Linked DNA regions of Homo sapiens: region 1 is linked to region 2. Evidence: read pairs that join two places in POLR2A ChIA-PET (ENCODE). Cell type or tissue: Panc1. All regions are shown on one strand.

Region 1 (8,000 bases), 310 kb after region 2:
GCAGGCTTTCCTGCCCCTCTGCCGGGCATGTGGTGAGGCCGCACCCAGCTCAGAGGACTGGCCTGTGTCAAGACTCTGGATGTTATCCGTTTTAATCCCCTCGGGGTTGGGATGGCCTCACATTGCTGATAGAGGCACCGAGGCCCAGGGTATTCAGTGACCTGCCCAAGATCACGGAGGAGGGTTTGGAAAGGGCAGGATTTGAATCCAGCCCCTTTTGAGTCTAGACTCCAGAGAGCTATGGCCCCAAAGCAGCCCTCGCCCCACGCTGACTCCTGAGAGATTGGGGGTGGGCACCCAGGACAGCCCAGGGTCCAGGAGAGCCCTCTCACAGAGGCAGAAGCACTCAGCCCAGCCCCCTCCTGCCCGGCTTTTCCTGGGCCTCCTTTGTTATCTGACGATGGCCACCCCCACTCAGACCAAAGGCTCTGGCTGCCCCTCTGCCTGGGAGGCACCACATCTCTGGGAGCCCTGGGGGTGGGGGCAGGGGCATTCTGACCTTGGAAGCCAGGGCAGGGCAGAGCTGGCTCCTTCCCTTCTCTTGTCCAGATGGTCTGGGGCAGTTTGTTCGGGCCTGTAAGGCTGAGTGGGCTGGGAGGTGGGTAGGGAGCTGAAAGCCCGAAGTATGGGGGTCTCGAGGATTTATCCCATTGGCCTCAGTGGGTCCCGTAAGCACGGAAGCTCTTAAGCCTTTGCGGAGGGGCTGGCAACAGGGGCCTATTGATGAATTAGAAGAAGCTGTGTTCCTTCCTTCCTCTAACCTGAAGCTTTGTTAATAATTAATCATCTGCCCAATTAATAATTACAGGCTTGAGCAGCCCCTTCCCACTGCCCTCACCCCACTCCAACCTCCTCTCCGTTCCTCCTTCCTTCGCCCTCCCAGCCCCCACTCCTACCCCCGCCCTTCCGGCCATCAGTCCTTGCCGGCCTTCCTCTGCAGAGATGGCAAGGCCCTGTGCCCTTGGGAGTCCCCCTGTCCCCCACACCACACAGGGCATCGGTTCTATTCTTCCCATGAGGGCCTTTCGGCAGCCCTCCAGGGCAGGTGCCACACAATCTGACACACAGAGACACGAGGCACAGGGGCAGAGGGGCAGAGCGACACGGTACTCATTCACTCATTCTTTCACTGGATGCTATTGCACTGTTCTCTGTGGTCAGCCACCACCCTGAGCAAGACAAGCAAACAGGAAATTCCTCTCCAGGCTTAGGGGATAGCGTGGGGGAACTCCTGAGCAGGCTGGGCTGAGGGCAGCCCCCCAGGGAAGGCAAGGGCTAGGAAGAGGGAGGAGTCCCTAGAGGGCGAGGTATTGGAGGGTGGGGCTTTTTGTATAAAGCTCCCCGGCAGCAGGAATGCTCAAAGCTCTGGGCTCAGCCTCCTTCCAGGGTAGGGTGTGATTTCTGTCTTCACCCTCAAGAGGGGTGTTCTGCACACTGAGGAATGAATGCCTTGCTAAGGGTGGACCCTTGGGCTTGGAGCCAGCAGTACAATAGCTGTCTGGCCGTCTCCTGTGGGCAGAATCCAGCCTCTGCCCCCACTCCCAGAGAGACCCAACTCCCTCCAAAAGGCTATGGACTCCTGAGCCCCCTTGCAGGAGAGGCAGTGTGGGTTCAGGCTCCCTGACCCCCGCCCTGTCCCTGCCCGGTACTTTGTCAGAGACTCGGGGTCCCGCCGTGCCGAGAGTGTATTTCTGAGCTCTTCCATGCATATAGTGTTCCTTGGTTCCCTATCCTCGTCCCACTGAGAATGTCCAGTAGCCCCTCTGGGAGTCGGGGTGCAGTTCTCGGGAACCCTCCCACACAGAGAGGGAGCAAGGCGAGGCTCACAAGAGATGGACCTGCTTTTTACTGAGCGCTTGGCCCTGACAGGCTCTCCACCTGTAAAACCACAGTGTCCCTACCTCCTCAAGCACCTGGCACCTAGGAGTGGCTCTGGGAGGGTGGGGCTGCCCCTCACTGCTGCCTGGTTACCTGTTTCACAAAGGAGGAGACTGAGGCTGGAGAGGTGAGGTGACCTAGCTGGAAAGAGGTGGAGCCAGGAAACCAGCCCAGATGGAGGGCAGGGCCAGCATCTGGCGGGACAAGGTTAGTTCCTCCTGCAGTCATCTAACTGACACCTGGGCTCAGCCTCTAGGGAGGAAACTGCTGCCATAGAGCCTTGAAAGCCAGGCAGAGGGGACTAGACACTGTGCCTCAAGGCAGGTATGGGCCGGTGAGGGAAGGAGGCGGCAATGGCTGGGAGGGGCCCAGGCAGGGGTCGGGCAGCTGCAATGCGGGCTGGAGTCTTGGGGAGTGTGGGCCACAGGGAAGGGTTGGATGCATGTCACTCACAGGGAGGGCCAGGGCTTGTCAGTTTGACTCACTGAACTTCGGTTTTCTCCTCTGTGAAATAGCAGTGGGAGGCGGATGTCCACACGAGATTAGAGAACAGCTAAGATACTGAGCACAGCCCCGTCAGAGGGCGGCTCTCGGGGAGGCCTCAGATGTGCTGTCCTCTCATTCCCCTCCTTAGTCCTGTGTGTGCTGCTACCACAGAATACCTGAGACTGGGTGGTCTGTAAACAGCAGAACTTTCTCACGGATCTGGAGGCTGGGAAGTCCAGGGTCGAGGAGCTAGCATATGGCGAGGGCCCTCATGCTGCGTCATCCCATGGCAGAAGGGCAGAAGTATCCACACATGGAGACGGGCAGGGCTGACCGCATGCAGTTATCAGGAACACGATAACTAACCCACTTTGAGCCCATGCTGTTATCAGGAACAATAACTAACCCACTCCTACAATAGCAGCATAAATTCCTCCATGAGGGTGGAGCCCTCACGGCCTAATCACCTCTTAAAGTCCACACCTCAACACCACTGCACTGGGGATTAAATTTCCTACATGTGAACGTTGGGGGACACATTTTTCAGACTATAGCACCCCCTACATGATTACAGGCTGGCAAGGGGAAGCTGTGGACACAGGGGCTTGGGGATCCCTGGGCCTGTGGCCAGGCCAGGCTAGCTGGAGGCCAGGATCAGGCAGACAGCAGCAAACAAACTCCCCAAGGAGGTGGTGCAGGTGGCATGGGACCCCTCGCTTGCTTGTCTCCAAGTTCCGGGTGATCGGGGCTAGGGGAAAATAATGGGGGTGGGGGGATGGAAGTTAAGGGGAGGAGGGGGGATGGATGAGGAGGGCAGCCTGGATGGAGGTGTGTGGGCAGGGGGCAGATGGATGTGGAGTGCCAGCTCCAGGGTAGATCAGGGCAAGGTTCTGCAGTGTGGGTCAGGATCCAGGGCCTCCGGAGCCTCCTGGAGTCTGGGCCTCACCTTGGAGTTTTCCTGACTTTTTGGACCTTGAGCCTCCTTTAAGCTGCAGGAGACCCAGACACGGCGCACTGTCCAGGGTGACCCGTTCCTGTTGGAGTTGGGTAGTGGTGGGAAGGGCTGCCCTGGGTACCCTTGGCCTTGCAGGGAACTCTGGGCTCTGGGAAACATAATTTCAGCCTGGCCTTGCAGTGTGCCACCGGGGTGCTCACATGGTTTCAGGCTGGTGAGGGGCTTAGGAGGTTGGCAGGATGGGCAGATGCAGCTTTCCTGGGCAGCGAATCCGATCATCTACCAGAGCTGGAGAGCCCTGTGACCTGAAAATGGCAGGCCCATGGGGTCCTGATGGCAGTGGGGGTGAGAGGGACCCTTGCCTTGGGCAAGGCTGAAGGCAGCAGCCTGGACTTTGCCCCTGAAACTCTGAGAAGCCCCAAGGCCGCAGGTGGGTGTGGACTCTGCTGCTGTCACTTGCCAGCTGCGAGTTTGAGGCCCTGTGTGCCTGTGGGGGTGGAATGAAGCGAGGCCAGTAGTGCTACAGTCTTCACATCACCCCCAACCCTCTCACAGCCCCAAGCACCTTCCCTGCACACTGGCCCAGCCCTCACGGGCTCCCACTGCCTCCTGGCTCTGCACACAGCAGGTCTGTGGTCATGTGTGGCCCTGCAGAGGGGACCCTTTTCCTCTCCCTGAGAGATAAAGAGCCCTGTGCCTGAAATGCCACCAGCAGTACTCATTCCTCTGGCTAATCCCAAACATTCACTGAATATTTGCTCTGGGTGCTTCGGGCAGGAGCCACTGCTCACTTCTGGCCTGGCCTGTTCCCCCAGGCCAAGTTTACATCTCTCCATTCCAGGCTTTGTGTGTAAGAGGCAGTCAGAGCCCTCGGGCCCTCCTGAAATGTGCATATGCACCACTAGCCCCGGCTGGGACATCCGCCCTCTGCTCCCTGATAAGGTCCCTCTCTGCCTGGACTGGGGACTGAGGATCCGAGATGGAAAAGCCCCAGCCCAGCGCCCCTGCCTTCCTGGAGTCAGAGAGGCCTGGGTTCTGCTTGTGGTGCGGCCTTCACCAATCACCCCCTCCTCAGGGCCTCCATCTCCCTGCTGGTGTGGAGTGAGGGATGAATTCACAGCAGGGCTTGCCAGGCTTTTTTTTTTTTTTTTTTTTTTAACTGTAGAAGCTTTCCTTCCAACAAAATCTTGCGAGGAGCTCAGTGTCTGAAATTGAAAAGCTGGGAGCATCTTCTTGATTGTGTTTTTTGGGGGCGAGTCCCTGGGCTTTGTTTTCTCTCCCCCTTCACTCCACCTCTCTCTCAGGTCCTGGGGCACCTGGAGGGGAGTTCCAGGGACCTGGCTGGGAAAGAGCTGTCCTCAGTGCCCATGGGACCAGTCCATGGGATGTGTCTGTACATCTGTGTATCGGGCCCTGAGGCCCACCTTTAGCCCACCTCCCCTCCCGAGGTCTCCTTCTGCCAATCACCTGCCTAATGCCCCTGCACCCTGGTGTCAGGCAGCCCCCCAGAGCTGCATCCCTCCCTCCTGTAGTTAACCAATGCTCTATGAGCCTCTCTCAGCCAAGACCTTGGCATCAGCTCACCACTGCCCCGCCCCTGGCCCTCCCCTTCATCACGGGCCGTCTCTCAGGCTTGGCGCCCTGGGATGCTCCCTTGCTCCAGCTCTGTGACTGTCCCCATGAGGGTCCTCCCTCAGTGCAGCCCCATCTCTCCAGCGGTGCTGGCACGATGGACCCGGTTGACTCCCTGCCTCCTGCCCTCTCCGTTCAGTCTAAACTGCACAGTCTAACGTAGGAACCACTAGAGCATGCAGCTATTAAAATTCAAATTAAATTAAGCTGGGTATGGTGGTGTGAGACTTGTCCCAACTACTCACGAGGCTGAGATGGGAGGATTGCTTGAGTCCAGGAATTCACATACAGCCTGGGTAACATAGGTCTCGTCTCTAAAAAACAAAAACAAAAACATTATGGAATGAGCCTCTGGGGATGAGGAGCTGATGTCCTGAATGGACCAGTGACCAGTGCAGGAGGGGTGGAGTCCTAGCAGGGGTAGATCCCAGCTTTGGGAACCAACTTTCCCAGGCACTTGCCGGCCACTCCGTGGGAAAGTCCTCAGGCAGCCTGCAGGGAGCTGGGATCAGCTGATGGGGATGGGTTTGGAGGGGAGAGAGTGGTGCACAGGGACTGGAGGTGGGGGAGGGGTGGGGTTGCCATGGAAAGGGCTCTTGGGATGGGTCTTGGGCTGAGCCTTTGGCAAGGCCTCCACCCTGGAGCTGAGCCAGCAGAGAGTGGGGCTGACTCCATGAGGCCCAGACTCTCGTGGGTATTCTGGTGGCCTGGGCACCCTGTCTTTCCTGAACCCTGCCTGCCTAATCTAAGAACTGCTCCCCTTGTAGCTCTGTCTCTCCTCTGTTGGCCTAGTTTCTTCATCCATGGGTGGGCACAGCAGAAGCTGTCTCACCTGCTCCATGGTGAACGGGATTTGCAAGGATTTGACTCTGGCCATCCAGGGAAGATGGAGTCTTTGACCAGGCCTGGCCCCTGAAGCAGACTTCTTCCTTCTGAGCCTGCTGGGGAAGCAGAATTCCTCGATGCTGGGTGTCATGGTCTACCAGGCCCTCCCTCGCCCAGGCCACTTGTGTTGAGCCTGGAGCAGAACCCCCAGATCTGTAGTCCGCCTGTCAGCTTGGGGAGTCTCCGTTTCCGTCTGTTTCATTCCCATCAGCTGTGTGTGGCTGAGCAAGTCACTTAACCTCTTGAGGCCTCCATGTCCTCATCTGCAAAATGGAGACACACATATCTGCGTCCCCGATGACCACCAGTAGCTGGGATGATACGTCGACTGCAGAGTGACCACTTTGTGTAGGCGTCCCTGTGGATGGTTGTCAGTCAAAGGAGTGAGTCAGATGATGAGAGGGGAGGACAGCAGAGCAGCAGTTGTTTCTTCAGTCTCGCCGGGACTCCAGGATCGGCCATGTTCTGCAGCCACCGCCTCTACCTGTCTCCCCATGTGGGATCCTGAAACCTCAAGCTGCATTTAGTTTCAGAGTCCGGGGAGGTGCTCACTGTCTTCTGACTCCTGAGATGCCGACTCCCTCTGCCATACCCCAGGGAAGGAACCAGTAGCAGAAGCTCCAGGGAAACTGATGAAGGTCAACAGAAGGAAGAACTTCTAGCAGCCCAAAGGGATTGGAATGGGCGGCCCGTGGGAGTGGACATGCAGAGGCACTGGCCTGGGGTGAAGCCTTGGACCAAATTCTTACTTGCAGGCCCTCTGGACCCAGGAGAGGAGTCTGCAGGCCTCGGCTGGGCCGGATTCCGCAGATTCTGGCCTAGGTCCTGAATGCCTGGTGAGTTACTGAGAAAGGCCCTACAGGCTGAGGGTGCCAGTCAGGGTGAAGCAGCCCCGCAATTGGCCCACCTCCTTTTGTACCTTAACAAAGGTGTCTTTGTTACCTTTCTTAAAGGAAATAAAGCCGGTCAGGAGCAAGGCCTGGCATATTCAGGGGGTCATCTGTATTTGGTCGTCCAGCGGGAAACCCAAATGGAAGGAAAGAAAAAAAAAAAAAACCATGCATTTATAGAACCTCTGCCAATGGCCAGGCTCCATGCAGAATGCTTTGACACCGTGGCTCAGCCAGGTCTCCCACAGGACTGCAAAACAGAGGGTGACATCTTTCTTTTAGATCGGAGAAGACTGAGGACCAGAGAAGCTAAGTAACTTGCCAAAGGGCACACAGCAAGTAAGTCATGGCACTGGGATTCAAACCAAATCCTCCAGACTTCCAGTAACAGTGGAGCCGGCGTGTCCTGAGCATCTGTTGTGTGCTTAGGCATGGTCCCTAGCTTTTTGCGGGGATTAACTCACTCAACTCTCACAACAACCCTGTGAGACAGAAACGGTTATACCTCCGTATCGTGGAGGGGGAAACTGAGGCACGGGGAGGCAGAGTGACTTGCCAAGGCCACAAGCAGTGTTCGGATCTGGCCATTGTGGCCACTGGCCTACCTTGTGCCCCAGGAGCTGCTGTACATGGCAGGGATTGCTGCAAAGATGTGCCTCCTGCCTTCTTTTTGGAGGTGGCAGAGCCCTTAGGTCACATGGGGCAGGACCAGGCCGGGTGGAAGGTGAGCACAGGGAGACGGGCTTCAGCGCGAAGCCCTTTCGTACAGTTGAACTAACTCCTGGAGAGGTAGTGCGGGTCCACCCCAAGGTGTACCAGGGCTGGGGGCAGTGGATGGGCTACTTCCTGCCCAGAAGTAGAGACTGAGGTTGTTTCTGGCATCCTCCAAAATGCCCCTCATGGACATTACAGGGATGCCCTGAGTGCCCACTGGGTGTTGGGCCTGCTTTACTGCTGGACATGTGACAGCTGGCCCCTTCTCCCAGTTGGAGGAGTGCCCAGTGGCTGTCCCCCAGCTGAAGACGCCAGACATCAGGTGTTGAGGGGCAGGCGGAGAAGGGGCCAGAGGGTGGTGGACAGGGGAACCGGCTGTTAAGACATGAGCCGTCTGAACCACGGAGGTGGGTGGCAGGGGCCAGGGTGAGGCCAGCCAAGGGCACCCTGGGGACTGAGCTAGGACTCTGGCCAGCACGGGCAAGCTCAGGACCACGGAGAGCTCCACAGGAGCCGCCCTTCACCAAGCGACAGCTGTCAGTGTGAGTCTGCACCTGGGA
Region 2 (8,000 bases):
AGAAAGGTGAAGTGATTTGAAATAAGACCATCAGCCAGTCGTGGTGGCTCATGCCTGTAATCCCAGCACTTTAGGAGGCCTTCAATAGCTTATAGGTGAAGTCTTCTGGGAGGCTGAGGTGGGCGGATCACAAGGTCAGGAGTTTGAGACCAGCCTGGTCAACATAGTGAAATCCCGTCTCTACTAAAAATACAAAAATTAGTCGGGCGTGGTGGCTTGCACCTGTAGTCCGAGCTATTCGGGAGGCTGAGGCAGGGGAATTGCTTGAACCTGGGAGGCGGAGGTTGCAGTGAGCAAAGATCGCACCAATACACTCCAGCCTGAGCTACAGAGTGAGACTCTGTCTCAAAAAAGAAAGAAAGAAAGAAGACCATCATTATTTTCAGATTTTATGTAGAAAATTTTAAAAATCTTCAGAATATTTATTATAATTAATAAGAAAATTTAGCAAATTGTTGGATAAAATATCAACAGACAAAAACCTATTGTGTTTTGTGTTTCCATATGCCAGTAATAATTAGAAAATGAAGTAAAATATTATTTATATTATAATAAAAATATGTAAGATATCTGGGAATAAATCTAATGAAAATATGCAAGGCCCTTATGGAATAAAATCATAAAATTATATTGCAAGACATTAAAGAAGATCTAAATTTATTTTTTTGGCCGGGCACGGTGGCTCACACCTGTGATCCCAGCACTTTGGGAGGCCAAGGCGGGAGGATCACTTGAGGTCAGGATTTCGAGACCAGCCTGGCCAACATGGCAAAACTCCATCTCTGCTAAAAATACAAAATTTAGTCAGGCATGGTGGCATGTAGCTATCTATGATCCCAGCTATTCTAGAAGCTAAGGTAGGAGGATCGCTTGAGCCTGGGAGGTTCAGGCTCCACTGCACTCCAGCCTGGGTGACAGAGCGAGACTGTTTAAAACAAAAAACAAACAAAAAAAAACAACAACAAGACATAAAGCTATAGCAAATAAAACAATGTCCTATTGTTCAAGACTAGACAAATAGAAAAAAAGGAATGACAATGAGAGCTTAGTCAAAGAGAGAAGGAGAGAGAGAGAATAAAATTGCAGTCACTGGGTAAAGGATACACTTTTCAATAAATGGTGATAGTTATTCATACAGGAAATTAGACCATTAGACCTCCTGCCTGGCAAAAATTGACTCCATCTGACTTCAAATCCTAAATGTGAAAGACAAAATTCTGAAACTTTTAGAAGATGATATTTTAAAATATCTTTATCTTTATGATCATGAAGTAGGGAATCGTTTCTTAAACAAGAAACCAGGAACATAATTCATATAGGAAACAATTGATAACTTAGACTCCATTAAAACTATGAGCTTTCTTTATGAAAATACATATAAAGTCAGCCAGCGACTTGAAAAGCTGAGGCAGGAGAACCGCTTGAACCTGTGGGGTGGAGGTTGCAGTGAGCTGAGATCGTGCCACTGCACTCCAGCCTGGGTGACAGAGTGAGACCCTGTCTTAAAAAAACAAGGCCAGGAGCGGTGGCTCATGCCTATAATCTCAGCACTTTGGGAGGCTGAGGTGTGTGGATCACCTGAGTTCAGGAGTTCGAGACCCGCCTGGCCAGACTGGCCAACATGGTGAAACCCCGTTTCTACTAAAAATACAAAAAATTACCGGCCGTGGTGGTGGGTGCCTGTAATCCCAGGTACTCAGAAGAATCGCTTGAACCTGGGAGGCGGAGGTTGCAGTGAGCCGAGATTGCACCACTGTACTCCAGCCTGGGCAACAAGAGTGAAATTCCATTTCCAAACCAACAAACAACAAAACAAAAAGAGCCAGGCGCGGTGGCTCACACCTGTAATCCCAGCACTTTGGGAGGCTGAGGCGGGCAGATCACCTGAGGTCAGGAGTTCAAACCAGCCTGGCCAACATGACAAAACTCCATCTCTACTAAAAACTACAAAAATTAGCCAGGCGTGGTGGCAGGCACCTGTAATTCTAGCTGCACGGGAGGCTGAGGCAGGGTTGAACCCAGGAGGCAGAGGTTGTAGTGAGCTGAGGTGGCACCACTGCACTCCAGTCTGGGCGACAACGTGAGACTCCGTCTCAAAAAAAAAAAGAAAAGAAAAGAAGAAAATATATATAAAGTGAACAGAAAAGAAAAATATTTAAAACACTCATAAATGGACAAAGGAGGTGATGTAAAGAGTTCCTGTGAATCAAGTGGGAAGATGGACAATCAGTTGTAGCAAAATACAGGAGTGCAGAATGTGGCAAAGACTTGGACAGGCAAAGAGAGGAATCACCAGTGGCCAACAGTTGTGAAAAGTTGTTCAAGCTCATGAGTAACGCAAATAAAATCCCACAATGAGATACGACTGATTAACAAAAATGTTAAAGTCCGTTTTAAAAATTATTGCAAGCAGGCTAGGTGTGGTGGCTCACGCCTGTAAACCCAATACTCTGGGAGGCTGAGGTGGGAGGATTGCTTGAGCCCAGGAGTTCGAGATCAGCTTGTGCAATATAGCAAGACCCTTGTCTCTACAAAAAAATCAGAAATTAGCCAGGTGTGGTGGTGCATGCCTGTACTCTGAGCTACTCAGGAGGCTGAGGTGGGAGGATCACTTGAGCCCAGGAGTTCAAGGCTGCAGTGAGATATGATCACGCCACTGCACTCCAGCCTGGGTGACAGCGAGAGACCGTTAAAAAAAAAATCTTGCAAGCACTGGCAAGAATGTGGAACAATTCTTCTTCTTCTTCTTTTTAGACAGTCTCACTCTGTCACCCAGGCTGGAGTGCAGTAGTGTGATCTCGGCTTACTGCAACCTCCACTTCCCGGGTTCAAGTGATTCTCCTGTCTCAGCCTCCCGAGTAGCTGGGATTACAGGCATCTGCCACCACACCTGGTTAATTTTTTTGTATTTTTAGTAGAGATGGGGTTTTGCCATGTGGGCCAGGCTGGTCTCGAGCTCCCGACCTCAGGTGATCCACCTGCCTCGGCCTCCCAAAGTACTAGGATTACAGGCGTGAGCGACCGCACCCGGCCTAATTTTTGTATTTTTAGTAGAGATGGGGTTTTACTATGTTGGTTAGGCTGGTCTCAAATTCCTGACCTCGTGATCCACCCACCTTGGCCTCTCAAAGTGCTGGGATTACAGGCATGAGCCACTGTGCCTGGCCTATGTATGGTAACTTTAACTTTTTTTTTTTTTTTTTTTTTGAGATGGAGTCTTGCTCTTGTTGCCCAGGCTGGAGGGCAGTGGCGTGATCTTGGCTCACTGAAACCTCCGCCTCCTGGGCTCAAGCAGTTCTCCTGCCTCAGCCTCCCAAGTAGCTGGGATTACAGGCACGCACCACCACGCCCAGCTAATTTTTGTATTTGTAGTAGAGGCAGTGTTTCTCCATGTTGGTCAGGCTGGTCTTGAACCCCTGACCTCAGGTGATCTACCCGCCTCGGCCTCCCAAAGTGCTGGGATTACAGGTGTGAGCCATGGCACCTGGCCATGTATAGTAACTTTTAAAGAAAATTCCAAACTGTTTTCTAATGTAGCTGTGCTATTTTGCATTTCCACCAACACTATTTGAGAGTTCCAGTTGCTCCACATCCTCACCAACTCTTGATATTGTCAATCTTCAATTTTAGCTATTTATTGCCCATATACTGACTGAATGTAGAGAATTTGCATTTCTCTAATGGCTAATGATGTTGAGGACCCTTTCAAGTAGTTATTTGCCATTCATATATCCTCTTTGGTGAAATGCGTTTTCAAATATTTTGCCCATTTTAAAAATCAGATCATCTTCTTAGTCTTGAGTTACAAGAATTTTTGGCCAGTCATGGTGGCTCACACCTGTAATCCCAGCACATTGGGAGGCCGAGTCAGGCAGATACTTGAGGTTAGGAGTTTGAGACCAGCCTGACCAACATGGTGAAACCCCGTCTCAACTAAAAATACAAAAATTAGCCGGGCATGGTGGTGTGTGCCTGTAATCCCAGCTACTTGAGAGGCTGAGACATGAGAATCACTTGAACCCAGGAGGCAGAGGTTGTAGTGAGCTAAGATGGCACCACTGCACTCCAGCCTGGGCAAACGGAGCAAGACTCTGTCTCAAAAAAAAAAAAAAAAAAAAAAAAAAAGATTTCTTTATATAAATATTTTCACCAAGACTGGTTTGCCTTTTAATTTTTTTCTTTCTTTTTTCTTTTCCTTTCTTTCTTTTTTTTTGAGCTAGGGCCTCACCCTGTCACCCATGCTGGAGTGCCATGGCATGATCATGGCTGACTGTACCCTTGACCTCCCAGGCTCAAGTAATTCTCCCACCCCAGCCTCCTAAGTAGCTGGGACTATAGATGCACACCACCATGCCCGGCTAATTTTTGCATTTTTTTTGTAGAGATAGGGTTTGGCACTATTGCTCAGGCTGGTCTCGAACTCTTGAACTCAAGCAATCCACCTGCCTTGGCCTCTCACAGTGCTGGGATTATAGGCATGAGCCGCTGCATCTGGCCACCTTTTAATTTTTTAAATGATGTCTTTTGAAGAACAAAAGCTCTCACATTGCAGAATAGGATCCATTTTGGGTTAATTTTATATATGATGTGGGGTGAGGGTCAAGGTTCATTTTTTTCTCCATAAGGTTAATCGATTGTTCCAGCACCTTTTGTTAGAAAGACTGTACTTCTCCTTACTGAATTGCCTTAACACATTTATCAAAAGTCAGTTGCTTTTATGTGCATGGATTAAATTCTGAACTCTCAATTCTGTTCCTTGATCACTTGGGCTCAAGTGATCCTTCTCCCTCAGCCTCCTGCGTAGCTGGGACCACAGGTGTGTGCCACCATGCCTGGCTAATTAAAAAAAAAAAAAATTGTAGCAATGGGGTCTCACTATGTTGCTCAGGCTGGTCTCCAACTACAGGCCTCAAACGATCCTCTCACCTTGGTCGCCTAAAGTGTTGGGATTACAGGCATCAGTCACCATGCCCAGCCCTATATTAAGTCTTAAAATCAGGTAGTCTAAGTCTTGTAACTTTGTTCTTTTTTTTTTTTTTTTTTTTTTTTGGCTTTTCTAGATCCTTTGCCCTTTCATATAAAGGGCAAAGGGCACATTGTCAATTTCTACCAAAAAGAAAAAAGACTACTGATATTTTTATTGGGATTATTTTGCATCTATAGATCAATTTGGAAATAATTTACATCTTAACAATATTGAATTTTCCAACCCATGAAAACATTCTATCTCTTCATTATTTAGGTTCTGTTTAGTTTCTATAAGCAATGTTCTACAGTTTGGGGGTACAACTGCAGTTTCACATCTTCACCAGGTTATCCCTAAGTGTTTCATGGCCATTGTTAAGTGGTGTTTCTAATTTTCTATTTTAATTGTTCATGACTAGCTTATACAACTCAATGGTATTTCTTTATATTGGGCTTGTATTTGACAACACTGCAAAACTCGCTTGTTAGTTCCACTAGCTTTTTTGTGAATTCCATTCAGTTTTCTTTTTTTCGTTTTTCTTTTTCTTTTTCTTTTTTGAGATGAAGTCTTGCTCTGTCGCCCAGGCTGGAGTGCAGTGGTGCCATCTCGGCTCACTGTAACCTCTGCCTCCTGGGTTCAAGTGATTCTCCTGCCTCAGCCTCCCTCGTAGCTGGAATTACAGGTGTGCGCCACCACGCCCACCTAATTTTTTGTATTTTTAGTAGAGACCGGGTTTCATCAAGTTGGCCAGATTGGTCTTGAACTCCTGACCTCAGGTGATCCGCCTGCCTCAGCCTTCCCAAGTGCTGGGATTACTGGTATGAGCCAGGATACCTGGTCCAGTTTTCTTTTTTCTTTCTTTCTTTTTTTTTTTTTTTTTTTTTTGAGACAAAGGTTTTTGCTCTTGTTGCCCAGGCTGGAATGCAATGGCACAATCTCGGCTCACTGCAACCTCCACCTCCTGGATTAAAGTGATTCTCCTGCCTCAGACTCCCAAGTAGCTGGGGTTACAGGCATAAGCCACCACGCCCAGCTAGTTTTTGTATTTTTAGTAAAGACAGGGTTTCACCATGTTGGCCAGGCTAGTCTCGAACTCCTGACCTCAAGTGATCTGCCTGTCTCAGCTTCCCAAAGTGCTGGGATTACTAGTATGAGCCACAGAGCCTGTCTCAGTTTTCTATATAGATGATAATGTCTGTGAATAACGACAGCTTTAATTTATTTCTAATCTGTATGCCTTTCTTTTTCTTGCCTTATTGCACTGGCTAAGACCTTCAGTACAATGTTGAATAGAAATATTGAAAGTAAATATACTTGCTTTCTTCTTGATCTTAGGGAGATAGCACTCAGATTTTTACCAGAATTTGTGATGTCGGCTATAGATTTGTGTAGACACCCTTTATTAGATTGAGAAAGTGCAGTGGCTCACACCTGTAATCCCAGCACTTTGGGAGGCTGAGGTGGGCAGATCACGAGGTCAGGAGTTCAAGACCAGCCTGACCGACATGGTGAAATCCCCTCTCTACTAAAAATAGAAAAATTAGCCAGGCATGGTGTCATGCACCTGTAATCCCAGCTACTCAGGAGGCTGAGGCAGGAGAATCGCTTTAACCCAGGAGATGGAGGTTGCAGTGAGCCGAGATCACGTCACTGCACTCCAGCCTGGGTGACAATGCAAGATTCTGTTAAAAAAAAAAAAAAAAAAACAACCAATGGGTCATATACAAAAATGATGACCCAGAATGACTTCAGACTGCTCAATAGAGACAGTAGAAGTAGGAGGACGATAGAGGAATCCCTTCACATTCCTGGAAAAACATCATTTCAACTTAGGATTCTATACCTAACCAAACTACCAAAGAAGTATGAGGAGGGACACAAAAACATTTCAGACACGCAAAGTCTCCCAAATTTTATTGCCCATGCACTCTTTCTCAGGAAGATACTGCAGGATTTTTGCCACCAAAAAGATGGAGTAAAACAAATAAGAAGTCATGGGAGGCTGGGCGTGGTGGCTCATGCCTGTAATCCCAGCACTTTGGGAGGCTGAGGTGGGTGGATCACCTGAGGTCAGGAGTTCGAGACCAGCTTGGCCAACATGGCAAAACCCTGTCTCTACTAAAAATACAAAAATTAGCCGGGCATGGTGGTAGGCACCTGTAATTTCAGCTACTTGGGAGGCTGAGGCAACAGAATTTATTCAATCCAGGAGATGAAGGTTGCAGTGAGCCAAGATCATGCCACTGCACTCCAGCCTGGGTGACAGAGTGAGACTCTGTCTCAAAAAAACAAAACAAAGCAACAACAACAACAAAAAGAAGTCATGAGAGCCAGGGGGAAAGGAGAGAACTGAAGGAGATTTCCAGAACAACGGGTATAGCCTGGGTGCAGAGGAGAGTCGGTTCAAACCACAGCAACTTAGGAGGCACTGGGAGAGCTGCCTTCAGGAAGATGAAATTGACGGAATAGCTGATGGGCCCAAAAGCATTGAGATGGCTTAGGTAATTGGCAGGATGTCTGCGATCAAACTAGTAATAAGCACATTTTAAAAAATGAAGCAGGCCAGGTACAGTGGCTCACACCTGTAATCCCAGCACTTTGGGAGGCTGAGGCAGGAGGAAGACTTGCTGTATACAGGAGTTCAAGACCAGCCTGGGCAACATAGTGAGACCTAGTCTCTACAAAATATCAAAAATTAGCTGGGTGTGGTGGTATGTGCCTGTAGTCCCAGCTACTCAGAAGGCTGAGGTGGGAGGATGGCTTGAGCTCATGGGGTTGAGGGTGCAGTGAGCTGTGATCACATTACTGCGCTCCAGCCTTGGTGACAGAGTGAGACCCTGTCTCAAAATAAATAAAATAAAATGAAGCAAAATAAAAGACAAATAGAAAGCCCAGAAAAAATACAGTTAATTTTGAGAAGTGAAAGTAGTCATAGTATACCATGTGGCTCAGCTATGAAGCAAACTGACATAATCTTAATGATATAATACTGGATATTGCTATAACCAAAAGGACAATATTATTATGCTGGGAG

What was found. ChIA-PET counts read pairs that join two places held together with the same protein. Peaks named below come from ENCODE experiments on the same cell type or tissue, not always from the same donor. Only the 100,000 strongest peaks of a DNase experiment are listed, where the experiment ranks them.
Region 1: POLR2A ChIA-PET joins it to region 2 with 11 read pairs; 3 of 35 experiments call an interaction of 5 or more read pairs at or near these places.

What each region holds. Positions count from the first base shown.
Region 1 is chr22:39,470,675-39,478,674 of GRCh38, forward strand. All of the region lies in intron 1 of MGAT3 (beta-1,4-mannosyl-glycoprotein 4-beta-N-acetylglucosaminyltransferase), which reads left to right. It overlaps MGAT3-AS1 (MGAT3 antisense RNA 1), which reads right to left and starts at 6,148. Exons shown (of 2, transcript NR_126469.1): 1 at 5,784-6,148; 2 at 5,133-5,265. RefSeq lists enhancers at 1-413, 3,205-4,134, 7,772-8,000 and a silencer at 2,682-3,039. In Panc1, no CTCF peak of the experiment used is centred here; no DNase peak of the experiment used is centred here.
Region 2 is chr22:39,160,025-39,168,024 of GRCh38, forward strand. No RefSeq gene overlaps it. Among named protein-coding and RNA genes, the nearest start is that of CBX7, 11 kb to the left of the region's middle. In Panc1, no CTCF peak of the experiment used is centred here; no DNase peak of the experiment used is centred here.